Linked DNA regions of Homo sapiens: regions 1, 2 and 4 are each linked to region 3. The links are chromatin contacts, found by Hi-C or POLR2A ChIA-PET in ENCODE. All regions are on one chromosome and are shown on one strand. Each heading gives the region's core, a stretch centred on a gene start or an enhancer-like site at or near the end of the contact. The rest is flanking DNA. Distances are from core to core; before and after follow the strand shown.

Region 1 (2,847 bases), core at 286-2,785, 440 kb before region 3:
ATGCTACAAAAGAGGACGAACCTTAAGGACATTATGCTAAATGAAATAATCCAATCATAAAAAGACAAATCCTTTATTATTCCACTTACATGAGGTTTTCAAGGAAATTAAATTGATAAAGACAAAGTAGAATGGTGGTTGCCAAGGGCTAGAGGAAAGGGTGAAAGGAGCATTTAAGGGGGAAATGGAACATTCTTGTTTACTGATACAGAGTTTCACTTCTGTGAATGAAAAAGATCTAGAGATCTATTGTACAACAATGTGAATACACTTAACGCTACTGAAGTGTACATTTAAAAAGTGGTAAGGTCTATACACTAGTATGGTGTAGACCATGTGAAAAAAATAATAAAAATGGGTAAGATTGCAAATTTCATGTGTTTCTTACCACAATTAAAAATAAAGTTTTTGAAAGAAGGTCAATAATCTACTTAAATGTTTCATCTTGCTATTAACAGAAGTGCAAATAAAAACAAGTACCATATTTTTTTCTTTAAAATTAGAAATTTCTGTAATAATATCCACTGCTGGCAAGGATCATGAGAAATGGGAACTAAATACTGTTGGTAGGAATGTGAGCTATTTCAATATTTCTGAAAGATAATTTGGCCATATATTTCAAAAGCAACAATATAAATTGTTTATATTCTTTAACTCGATAATTTGACCTCTGGGAACTCAATCTAAAAAAATATCAGTGCTACATGTGCAAAATATTTGTACAGGAAAGAATGTTCAAAATGCAGTGTTTTTAAGAAACAATCAAAGAAAATGGAAACCTAAACGTCCATAAGCGGAGTAGAAAAAAAATGAATTATGTTCCATCTGCATGACAGACTACCTCATAGCCATTATAAATTGTTATAAAAGAATATTAAATGATCGGGGCTGTTCAAACAGTATTGTTGATTTTTTGTTGTTATTTTTTGAGACAGTCTCGCTCTGTCACCCAGGCTGGAGTGCGGTGGCACAATCTCAGCTCACTGCAACCTCCGCCTCCTGGGTTCAAGGGATTTTCGTGCCTCAGCCTCCCCGGTAGGTGGGACTACAGGTGTGCACACCAAGCCCGGCTAATTTTTTTGTATTTTTAGTAGAGACGGGGTTTCACCATGTTGGCCAGGCTGGTCTTGAACTCCTGACCTCAAGTCATCCACTCACTTCAGCCTCTCAAAGTGTAGGGATTACAGGCGTGAGCCACTATGCCCGGCCTCAAACAGTATTATTAAGTGATTTTTTAAAAGCACTTTTTTTTTTTTTTACATATTTACTTAAGAACTGGAGCTTATGCACAATAAAATTAAGAATTAACAGTAGTCATTTCTAAGTGGTAGGATTATGACTGATTTTTACTTCCTTTTTTTCTGTATTTCGCCAAAAGATTACAGTGCATTTGTTAAAGTTTAAGAACAAAACATGTTTTTTAAAAGAAAGTAAAACCTAATGTGCTCAGTTACTTTTATTATTCCCTCCCCACAAAAAACAAACAGCAGTCAAGTTAATTTCACTCTGTGTTTCACTTCCTCCCACAATGTTCAGCTATTTTTCTATTTAAATAAAAAAAATCACTGACTCCTTACTTTCATCTCTTAAGAATATTCCAGGCCGGGCGCGGTGGCTCACGCCTGTAATCCCAGCACTTTGGGAGGCCGAGGCGGGCGGATCACGAGGTCAGGAGATCGAGACCACGGTGAAACCCCGTCTCTACTAAAAATACAAAAAATTAGCCGGGCGCAGTGGCGGGCGCCTGTAGTCCCAGCTACTCGGGAGGCTGAGGCAGGAGAATGGCGTGAACCCGGAAGGCGGAGCTTGCAGTGAGCGGAGATCGCGCCACAGCACTCCCGCCTGGGCGACAGAACGAGACTCCGTCTCAAAAAAAAAAAAAAAAAAAAAAAAAAGAATATTCCATCTGCGAGGTTATTTTAAATTCAATGTTTAGTTCTGTGCCAAGTTTTCCCGTATCTGCTCTCAATACTACCTATGCCCTTGGCTCTGCACTGGACACATCTGTGGTGGTGCCAGGGCCCTCCCAGATCTGCTGGGGAAGAGCCTACCAAGGTCCTGCTCCTAGGGCAGATCTACAGGCGGCTGGCTGTCATGACCCTCCCCAGACACAGTAGGGAGGATCAGGGATGGATGTCTGACTCGAAAGAAGTCAGTCCACAGGCTAGAGGGTACCTAGGGCACAGCCTGGCACAAAAAGAAGAAAGGGCTGGGCAATGGCTCCCTCCTCGTACTTGAACCTAGGAAATATTACTACATTTGGTGGTTCTTTAAGAATGGAGGCTGGAAAGTGATGAAAGAGAAACTGGAGAGATAATGACATCACAGCTGGGGTTCTGAGGGACCAGAGGTTCTTGTGTTATACCCGTATAACACAAGTATATATGAGCCATGATGTAGATAAAAGACACTAAAGGCCACAGAAATTGGCCACCAGACAAGCTGAATCACAGGAGCCAGCTTCGGTTGCTGAAGTGTGCAGGCCTGCCTGGGGCCACTTTCCCAGTGGCTTCCGTGTCCAGCATCTCTGAGGTTCCCTGTGCACAGTGTCCTTAACATAAGCATCCCTTTACTCAAGGTGGCTTGAAGGTGACCCCAGTTTGGGCAATCAAAGGAACTCAAACAAAAAGAAAAAGAAATTAGAGCTGCACCAAAACATGAAAGCTGGGCTGAAGGCAGGCAGCCGTACGCTTTTGGGGAGGGCCTGCAGAGCAAGCAGAACCATCTGCAAACCAGGCCCAAATTGTCTCCCTCAGTCCCAGATTAGAACTAGAAAAGGCAAACCAAGATGGAAAAACAGCAGAACTCTGATATTCAGTTAAAGTTAGAAACACAAATAAAATTGCA
Region 2 (2,700 bases), core at 189-2,688, 500 kb before region 3:
ACTCCTAGAGGCCCACCTTCACACATGAATGGTTGGTCCATGGAATTGTGGCATGGCTGTGGGGGAGTGTAAGTTTTTCTTTACAGTGAACAAAGGGAAAAGAAAGAGACATCTGCTATTCAGTGTTGTCAGGGTTTTCAGCATAATCCCAAACACCTCCTAATTATTTTCCTGGGCATTTGATCCCTAAGATACAAGGACCTTCCCTCCATCCCTGCCCTGTTCCAAAGTACCTGTAGAGCAAGCTGAGAGGGCAGAGTTAGAGGATGGGTGGGGTTGGGTCTTAAGTGCGATCCCACAGAGATATAATGTGAACCACATGTGTAAATTTAAATGTTCTTTGTGGCCACATTTTTAAAAAAAGATTTAATTCATGATACTTTATTTCACCCCATATACCCAAAATATTATCATTTCAATATGCAATCAATGTTTTTAAATGATGAATGAGCCAGTTCACATTCTTTTTTCCATACAGTCTTCTTTACAATGGGGTGTGTATTTCCCACTTGGAGAACATCCTGGTCTGGCCTGGCCACACTGCAAGCCCTCGGCAGCCTCTTGTGGTCAGTGGCTGCCCCAGTGAGCAGCACAGCTACAGAGGTTCAGGAAAACCAACCCCAGGAGCGTGGATGTTCACTGCCTTCCTTCAACCACTCCAGGCAGGTGCGTCCACCTTTCCTCCTCATTGCCTCACCAGGGCTGCAACTGCCGAACAGCCTTTTCTCGGCAGCCTGACAGAATAGCTGTGTGTTGGGTTTCTGCAATCATAAAAAATGACCACAAATATGCATTCGGAAAGAGGAACGAAAACTCCTCTAGGCCCAAACGGTAATGGCAGTACTAGGTCATCTTTCTTGGAGACGGAGGTGAAGGGAGGGCAAGGGGCCCCTGGGGAAGGAAAGAGGAGGCGGGCGTGGCGTCGAGCGCGAGGGCGGCGGCCTAGCTGCACCCGCGAACTTCCCCACACCTGCGACCAGCTCACCTCGCGGCGTGAGGGATCCCTGGCAGTCGGACGCGGCAGGGTGGCTGGTTTCTGGGGCTGAGTCTGGCCCGACACAAAAGAGGAGGGAAAGGAGAAGGAGACGGAAACAAAGGCGCGGGGGAGGACGAGGAGGCGCGCGCGGTCGCGGGGCAAAGCGGCGATGCGGTGCGGGCGCGCGCAGCCTGGGGCTCCCGGGACCAGCGGGCGGGAGCAGGCGGAGCGGGCAGGGCGATTTGAATATCAGGCTCTGCCACACTCGGGGCGCCGCTGACAACTTCATTACCTCCGCATATAAAAATGACTGCCGGGGAATGCAAATAGCTCGCCTGTCTCAGCCGCCTGCCCTCGTTCCGCCGCCGGCTGCAGGCGGAGGCCCCGGGAGCCGCGGCGGCCGGAGGCGCAGACGCGCCCTGTCCAACATAATGAACTGCCCGGCCGCGGCTCCGCCCACCCCCCAGCCGCCGAGCCGGGCCGGGAGGGGGAGCCGGCCCGGTGCTGGAGGAGGAAGGGGTGGGCGGCCGGGCGCGGCTCAGAGGCCGCGCGTTGCTAGTCAGTGTCGGCGCAGGCCCTGCCTCTTGACTCTGTCATCCAATTACTGCCATGAAAATACCAGGAAACTAGAGTGCTCAGTGGGTTCCACTCGTGACCGCGAACTCTGACGGAAAAGCGGGACCCCCGGCCTCCGTCCCGTGCGCCCTGGTGGTTAAATTGGACGCCAGCATCCCGGCGCCCCGCTCTCGTCTCGCCTGCAAGCGGGCGGCGGGTGTGCTGCGCCCTGCTCCCCAGGCCTGCGGCCACCGGGACAAGGCTGCGTCGCTGTGCAGGACCCGCCTCCCGAACCCTGGGCCTTGCTGAGCTCCCCGTGTGGCCACCGAGGCAAGCCGCGTGCGGGAGGGAACGCAGGCTTCACGGCGCCTCTCTTCTTGCCCTGGCTTGCTCCCTGGCAAGAAGTCACCTCCCGCCTTCTGATAGCTCCCCCTGTCACATTTGGGCCCCTTGTGAACTTCTCGAGGAGAGGAGCTAGGTCACTTTTATTAATAGCAACAACGACAGTAGTAAACATATGCTGAGGACTATTCTACGCAAGGTACTATGCCAACTGCTTTACCTACATGTTTATCACAGCGATCTTATTGCACTCCTGGAAACCCAGGCTTAGCAAAGCCTTGAAAGGTTCCCAGCATAACCCAGCTAAGGTGGGAGGGAGCACAGGTGAGAACCCAGGCCCCTCTACACTCTCAATCACTCTGCAGTATTTTCCGGGTCCTTCTTACAGCTCACACAACTGTCCAGCACTCCTTTGTCCCCCGAACGCATCACCCCCAGCCATCTTAGGCCGGGCCAGCCCCCCGCCCCCACCCTCACCCCCTCCCTCACCCCCTCCCTCACCCCCTCCCTCACCCCCTCCCTCTCCTTGGCCCAGAAGTAAATCCTAAGTAGTCTAAATCCGTTATGACCAACCCCTTCCCTTGCCCAGGCACTGGCTTAGAAAAGAGCATGTGACCAGTCCTGGCCAAGGCCAAGCCAGGGGACATCTGTTGGGGTTTTCTGGGAAATGCTTCCTTGCCCTAAAAAAAGACACCTCTAGCGATTCCAGTTTCTTCTGTTGTAGAATGTATATCCACCACCTGGCAACCACGGAGGAGCCAGGGAACAAAGTTAGTCTTTGCAGAGATTTACAGGATTAAGTGAGCTAACTCCAGGGTTAAAGTTTA
Region 3 (3,001 bases), core at 99-2,598:
GAAAACCCAGGTCTCAATCCTCCCTGATTTTTCCAGAAACACCACTAGTATCCAATTCAGTAGGTCCCTATCATGGGCAGTGCGGGGGCGCCGGGCGTGGGCGACGCTCGTGTGTGACTCGCAGCTGGGCAGCCATCCCCGCGGGCGTCCTGGCTCCCCTTCCCTCTGAAAGCGCCGGGGCGGGCCAGCAGGGGGCGAGTTTCATTTCCGCACCGGAGACCCAGCCGGAATCACAAATGCCGCGAACTACACCCTCCTTTCCTGATCTGGCCAGGAGTCTGTGTCATTAAAACTCTCAGTTCTGCTTTTCCCTATATTAACATTATCTTCATTTTGAGCACATCACGTTCAGTGACAGAAAAGGAGATCCCATGAGTCACTGGAGGTAGACTTAAAATAGCTTAAGGATGATATTTCATGGATGTTAGTGACATCAGTCGAAGAAGCAGTGCTTTCAAAGAGCAGAATTCCTCATATTCACTCTTCGGATACCCAGCAGTTTTCCAGGTCTTGGTCTATACCCAGCCTTTTTCTTGGAGGAAGGTGCTCATCTTCCCACACAGGCTACACAGGGGGCAGGGAAAGTTGGGACAGGTGGCACAAGGCCATGTGAAGCCCCCCGTCCTCCTGCCGGGGCATCTTACATATTGCTGCCACTGCCGAGGGGGCATATCTGTGTATAGCTGCCCAGCAGAGTACAGGGAAGGTGTTATGTGGGAAGGAAGACTCCTGGGTGGGTAGGAGTTTGGGCTAAGTCCCTCCTGGTCCAGGTAACTTAGCTGGCCCCTGCAGATATGAGTGGTGGGAGACGGGATCCGGCGGGTGAGAGAGGGGAACCACAGAACCACAGGCTTTTCTCAGGTCGGGGAAAGACCTTAGAGATCACTTAGCTCAATGTCTTCTTTTCCTGACGCCCAGGGAAATTGTGAACAAATTCACCACCACAGAACTAGGCAAGTCCCCTGGTGGGCAAATGGACACCTTCACAGAAGCCATTTTCTTTCCTTGTGTATTATGTATCAAAGGCTAACTGTTTAACAAGCAACCCCGTGTCACAGTGGCTTAACACAAAACAAGTTATTTCTTGCTCTTGGACCACTGAAAGCGTTTCTTGGACAGCTTCCATGCAGTGATTCAGGGACCCAGGCACCTTTCATTCTGTGGCCCCACCATCCCTAAGGGCCTTAATGTTTGCTGCTGAGTACTCTGCATCTGGCTGTGACAGGTAGAGAGAGAGAATGAAGGACTGTGCAGGAGGTGGGCAGGCCTCACTGCCACTCACATTCCACTAGCTAGACGCCACTCTCAGGGCCAACCTTCCCCCAAGGGGAGCTGGGAAATGTAGTCCAGCTGTGTGCACAGGAAGCAGATAGGATGGCTCGGGGCAAGCACACAGCAGTGTCTGCCTCACCTATCTTCAAAGAAAACAGTCTTTGAGTTCTTTTGGGTTATTTACACTGGGTAGCAGAAGGCACATGATCTTTGGAGGTGGACAGACTTGGGTTTGGATATTGGCAGTGTGACCTTGGGCAAAGAAGTAACCTTTAGCCTCAGTTTGCTCAGCTGGTAAATGGGGCTATCTTGTGGGTATTACCTGAGGTAAGGAATGTAACTTGTCTATGTTACCACGTGGTCTCACATGTTTGTTTGTACAAACCAATGGGGCTGGGAGTATTGTTGGGGGAGGAGGAAACAGACTTCCTGTGTCCCATTTCCCCCACTCTGGATGGCAGCACTGCCCAACAGCTTCATTAGACGCCAAGAGTGGTGGCACTTTCTTCTGTCACTTGTTAAATTTCGATGTAGTTCATTCTAATCAATATGGGACTTTGGAAGGAAAAAAAGCATTCCCCAAACCCACAAGCAACCATTTTATTTGATTCATAAAAATTCAGTCACTGAGAAGGCAGTTCCAGCAAGAGAGTTTTGATCCTTCTTGCTCAGGCTGAGATGGTCACATCTAGAAAGCAGTGATTTTAAAATCCTATTTTCTTCTGAAAAAAAAAAAAATTTTTCTGAAGGGCAGTGAAAAGAGAAATAATCTAAGCTGAAGTGTCACTTTTCACTTATGGATATTGATGCTCTAAGACTAAATCTGGCTGACAGGAGTAAAGAGAACTGCCTTCTCATCATGGGTGAGACCCTGCAGGGTGAGATGTGGCTCAGGTATCATGGTGTGCCCAGGGACTGGCACATTAGGGGCTTCAATAAATATTTGCTGGTTAAATTAATAGGTGATTGAAGACAGTTACAGAAGTAATAACAACGAAAACAATTTTTTGGCCTGAAACGTCACTTTTTTTTTTTTTTTTTTGCGGGGTGGGTGGAGGGGAGGCAGTGGAATCCTGCATTTTAGTTTTTGGATTCCCTGAATGGTTTCTTCAATCATAAATGTTTGCTAAACACACACACACACACACACACACACACACACACACACACACACGCTCATACACGCTCATACACATGCCGACATTCTATAGGAAGGTAAAATAAAGAGGAAGCCCAATTGTGTCTGCCTTTTTAGGGCATTGTCCTTTAAAATAACCTTCCAAGCCTAGCTAGTTAAGCTTAGTGGCGATAAGATATTGAAAGCAATAAATAAATCCACATACGGATCTCAGAAGGTTAACAGTTTTTTAAGAAATTATTGTTCAAATCCAAGGGTAAAATGGCGCCTGAAATTACAAAACGTGGTCCTGTAGTGCCCTCTGGTGTCTTTTGCCTGGAATTGTCAAAGTCTGCCATTGCACCTAGCTCTAGTTATTAGCATAATCTTGATTTATTTGAGTCCGGGACTTTGGGGCCCTGGCTGATTTGGAGGGGAAGTGGGGGACGCAGGAAGCTGGGACTACTTTCTTTCAGGCCTTTTTTCAAATGGGTTACCAGCACAATGTAAAAATAATTTTATATTAACCCTGGTATAAGATTTAAAAATTGAAACGAATCATTATCTTGAAAAGAAGCCTTTTAGCTCCAAAAAATTATTGGCTTTTTTTCC
Region 4 (3,002 bases), core at 268-2,767, 420 kb before region 3:
CCTGCCTCGGCCTCTCAAGTAGCTGGGACTACAGGCGCCTGCCACCACGCCCGGCTAGTTTTTGTATTTTGTTTAGTAGAGACGGGGTTTCACCATGTTAGCCAGGATGGTCTCGATCTCCTGACCTCGTGATCCACCCACCTCAGCCTCCCAAAGTGCTGGGATTACAGGAGTGAGCCATCGCGCCCAGCCAACTCTAGGTATAATTTTAAGCAAATAAGTTGCAAAAGATACCTTCTAAATACAAATTTGATAAAAATATAAAATCTCAAATTTGTCAGCTTCAATTTTATTTACATAAAAGAAAGCACCCCCTTTAAAACTGCTTTTCTAATAGAAAATATAAATTCACTTCATTTTGTATTATATTCGCTATCTTGCAGTTTTAAAACCCTATCAAGTATTTTGCAATTTTTTTTTTTTTGAGATGGAGTCTCACTCTGTCGCCCAGGCTAGAAGTGCAGTGGCGAAACCTCAGCTCACTGCAACCTCCGCCTCCTGGGTTCATGCCATTCTCCTGCCTCAGCCTCCCGAGTAGCTGGGATTACAGGCTCCCACCACCAGGCCCTGCTAATTTTTTGTATTTTTAGTAGAGACGGGGTTTCACCATGTTAGCCAGGATGGTCTCTATCTCCTGACCTTGTGATCCGCCCACCTCAGCCTTCCAAAGTGCTGGGATTACAGGCATGAGCCACCACACCCAGCCATATTTTGTGATTTTTAAAAAGCTATGACACTTTTGGGACAATGGGGATAGATTAATGTGACCCTGTTTATTAGATAATGTACTGTATAAAGTTAAATTTCCAGGATATGATAATGGCATTATAGTTATCTAGAAAAATGCCTTTCTTCCTAGGTTCAACTCTTGTAAACAAATATTTCTATGATCACATCTATAGGGTTTTCTGTGCACCCAAACATACAAATTCATTATTTACTCCTGACCAATCCAATTAATACATTTTGTTTAAATTGCTTTTCTGATTCATTTTGGTGGACTCTTTTCACTACATATGGCTTCTATTTTGATTCTTTTTCCTGCTATTTTAATCTGCTTTCTAGTCCCTTCCTTGGTTGTTTTTTTGTTTTGTTTTGAGACAGTCTCACTTGGTCACCCAGGCTGGAGTACAGTGGCACAATCTCAGTTCACTGCAACCTCTGCCTTTCGGGTTCAAGTGATTCTCATGCCTCAGCCTCCCGAGTAGCTGGGACTACAGGTGTGTGCCACTACACACAGCTAATCTTTGTATTTTCAGTAAAGACAGGGTTTCACCTGTTGGCCAGGCTGGTCTCAAACTCTGACCTCAAGTGATCCGCCCGCCTCAGCCTCCCAAAGTGCTGGGATTACAGGCATGAGCCACCACGCCTGGCCTGTTCTTTTTTCTTAAAATACTTTATGCAGAATCCCATGCAGTTCACAGGCTATATTCTTGATACTCAACTATGAAACTGAAAGCCACTAGAAAAAAAGGGAACTGCATATACTACGGAAATAGTTGCTAAATCTCAGCAAATTCACAAGTCAATATAACAACTAAAAGCCCAAGGGTTTCAGAGCAATGTGTTTTAAACAAGCCACACAGGACCCATATTATACTTAGTCATAATATAAAAATATTGCCAGTCTGGCTAACATGGTAAAACTCCATCTACTAAAAATTCAAAAAATTAGCCAGGCATGGTGACACACGCCTGTAATCCCAGCTACTCGGGAGGCTGAGGCAGGAGAATCGTTTGAATGGAGGCAGAGGTTGCAGTGAGCTGAGATACCACCACTGCACTCCAGCCTGGGCAACAGAGTGAGACTCCATCTCAAAAAAAAAAATTGAACAGTAGGCACATTATGTCCTTTACAAGAATGGACTACCCTTTGAAAATATATTGACAGACAAGCCATTTCAGTCTAACAAGATTAAAAAGGAATAACTTTTTTAAAAAGAAAATGGTATTTGTTACCTGTCAGAAATTCAGGTTCTTGGGCCAGGCGTGGCGGCTCACACCTGTAATCCCAGCACTTTGAAAGGAGACTGAGGTGGGAGGATCACCTGAGGTCAGGAGTTCGAGATCAGCCTGGCCAACATGGGGAAACCCCGTCTCTACTAAAAATACAAAAATTAGGTGGGGTAGTGGCATGTGCCTGTAGCCTCCCCAGCTACTCGGGAGGCTGAGACAGGAGAATCACTTGAACCCAGGAAGCGGAGGTTGCAGTGAGCCGAGATCGCGCCTCCACTGCACTTCAGCCTGGCGATAGAGTGAGTCTCCATCTCAGAAAAAGAAAAGAAAAAGAAAAAAGAAATTCAGGTTCTTCAGCACTCAGGATTTCATTACCAGTCTGATGACGGCTCAATTTCACATTTTTTTTTAATTATTATGCCACAAGGGAACAATGATCCTTAGGAGGAGAGAGAATGTGGGGACAAACAGGGGGTGGGGTTTTCTTACATGAATGTTCAGGAAAAGGACAGACTTTAGCCACACTCATTTGGCAGGGCCCCCAATTCGTCTAATGCCTAAATTATTTAACCCTTTGTTAACAGGCAGCCTTTAAAGGCATATCATTCCTCTGAATATTCTTTGCATAGAGTCCCAGATATAGTAGGTCCTCCCATGCTGGCAAAACAATCACAAAAAGCTCAGTTAAGCAAACTCAGCCAAAAAAGGTGCATCAGGTAGTGAAGCAACAGCATTGGGAAGAAAGACATCAGTTTACAGGTTCTAACAAGATCAGGAGTCCACTAGATTAATTAAGCAGCTCTAAAGATCTGCTGTACAACATTGCGCCTATGGCTAACAATACTGTATTATACACTGGAAAGTTTGTTAAGAGGGTAGGTCTCCTGGTGAGTATTCTAATCACAATAAAATGTTCTTTTTTTAAAAAGTGGGGGCAGGTATCTGCTAAATGGTTTTTAGTTAGCCTCGTTCTCTTTTTGTGGCTGTGTACTATTCCATGATGTGAATGCAACACACTTCATTTCACCAGCACCCACTGATAAGAC

Evidence for each region. A loop is a pair of places that touch in the nucleus more often than their neighbours do. ChIA-PET counts read pairs that join two places held with the same protein, here RNA polymerase II (POLR2A). Pooled maps may share reads with other maps.
Region 1: a pooled map shows a loop between it and region 3 (3-fold over the local background). The contact joins two enhancer-like sites. A Hi-C loop is called at or near these places in 2 of 168 maps with a recorded cell type or tissue (Calu3 and heart right ventricle), 1 of 37 single-sample maps with no recorded cell type and 4 of 50 pooled maps.
Region 2: a pooled map shows a loop between it and region 3 (5-fold over the local background). The contact joins the promoter of LINC02981 here to the enhancer-like site in region 3. A Hi-C loop is called at or near these places in 2 of 37 single-sample maps with no recorded cell type and 8 of 50 pooled maps. POLR2A ChIA-PET finds 5 or more read pairs at or near these places in 1 of 52 experiments (naive thymus-derived CD4-positive, alpha-beta T cell).
Region 4: a loop to region 3 is called in a map with no recorded cell type, with 4 times the contacts of the local background. The contact joins two enhancer-like sites. A Hi-C loop is called at or near these places in 1 of 37 single-sample maps with no recorded cell type and 2 of 50 pooled maps. POLR2A ChIA-PET finds 5 or more read pairs at or near these places in 1 of 52 experiments (K562).

The regions. Positions count from the first base shown.
Region 1 is chr7:26,334,784-26,337,630 of GRCh38, reverse strand. All of the region lies in intron 1 of SNX10 (sorting nexin 10), which reads right to left. Among named protein-coding and RNA genes, the nearest start is that of SNX10, 44 kb to the right of the region's middle. RefSeq lists an enhancer at 1,683-2,198. Within about 2 kb of position 1,535, at least 3 of the 41 ENCODE cell types and tissues checked have a DNase peak (open chromatin) inside an H3K27ac peak, as active enhancers do.
Region 2 is chr7:26,397,307-26,400,006 of GRCh38, reverse strand. It overlaps LINC02981 (long intergenic non-protein coding RNA 2981), which reads right to left and starts at 1,438. Exons shown (of 5, transcript NR_148502.1): 1 at 986-1,438. SNX10-AS1 (SNX10 antisense RNA 1) reads left to right here and starts at 589. Exons shown (of 2, transcript NR_136272.1): 1 at 589-666. RefSeq lists silencers at 902-1,011, 1,102-1,561 and enhancers at 2,032-2,271, 1,346-2,302.
Region 3 is chr7:25,892,723-25,895,723 of GRCh38, reverse strand. No RefSeq gene overlaps it. Among named protein-coding and RNA genes, the nearest start is that of MIR148A, 56 kb to the left of the region's middle. RefSeq lists enhancers at 375-464, 2,658-2,737. Within about 2 kb of position 1,348, at least 11 of the 41 ENCODE cell types and tissues checked have a DNase peak (open chromatin) inside an H3K27ac peak, as active enhancers do.
Region 4 is chr7:26,313,091-26,316,092 of GRCh38, reverse strand. The region is part of intron 1 of SNX10 (sorting nexin 10); the gene reads right to left. Among named protein-coding and RNA genes, the nearest start is that of SNX10, 23 kb to the right of the region's middle. Within about 2 kb of position 1,517, at least 3 of the 41 ENCODE cell types and tissues checked have a DNase peak (open chromatin) inside an H3K27ac peak, as active enhancers do.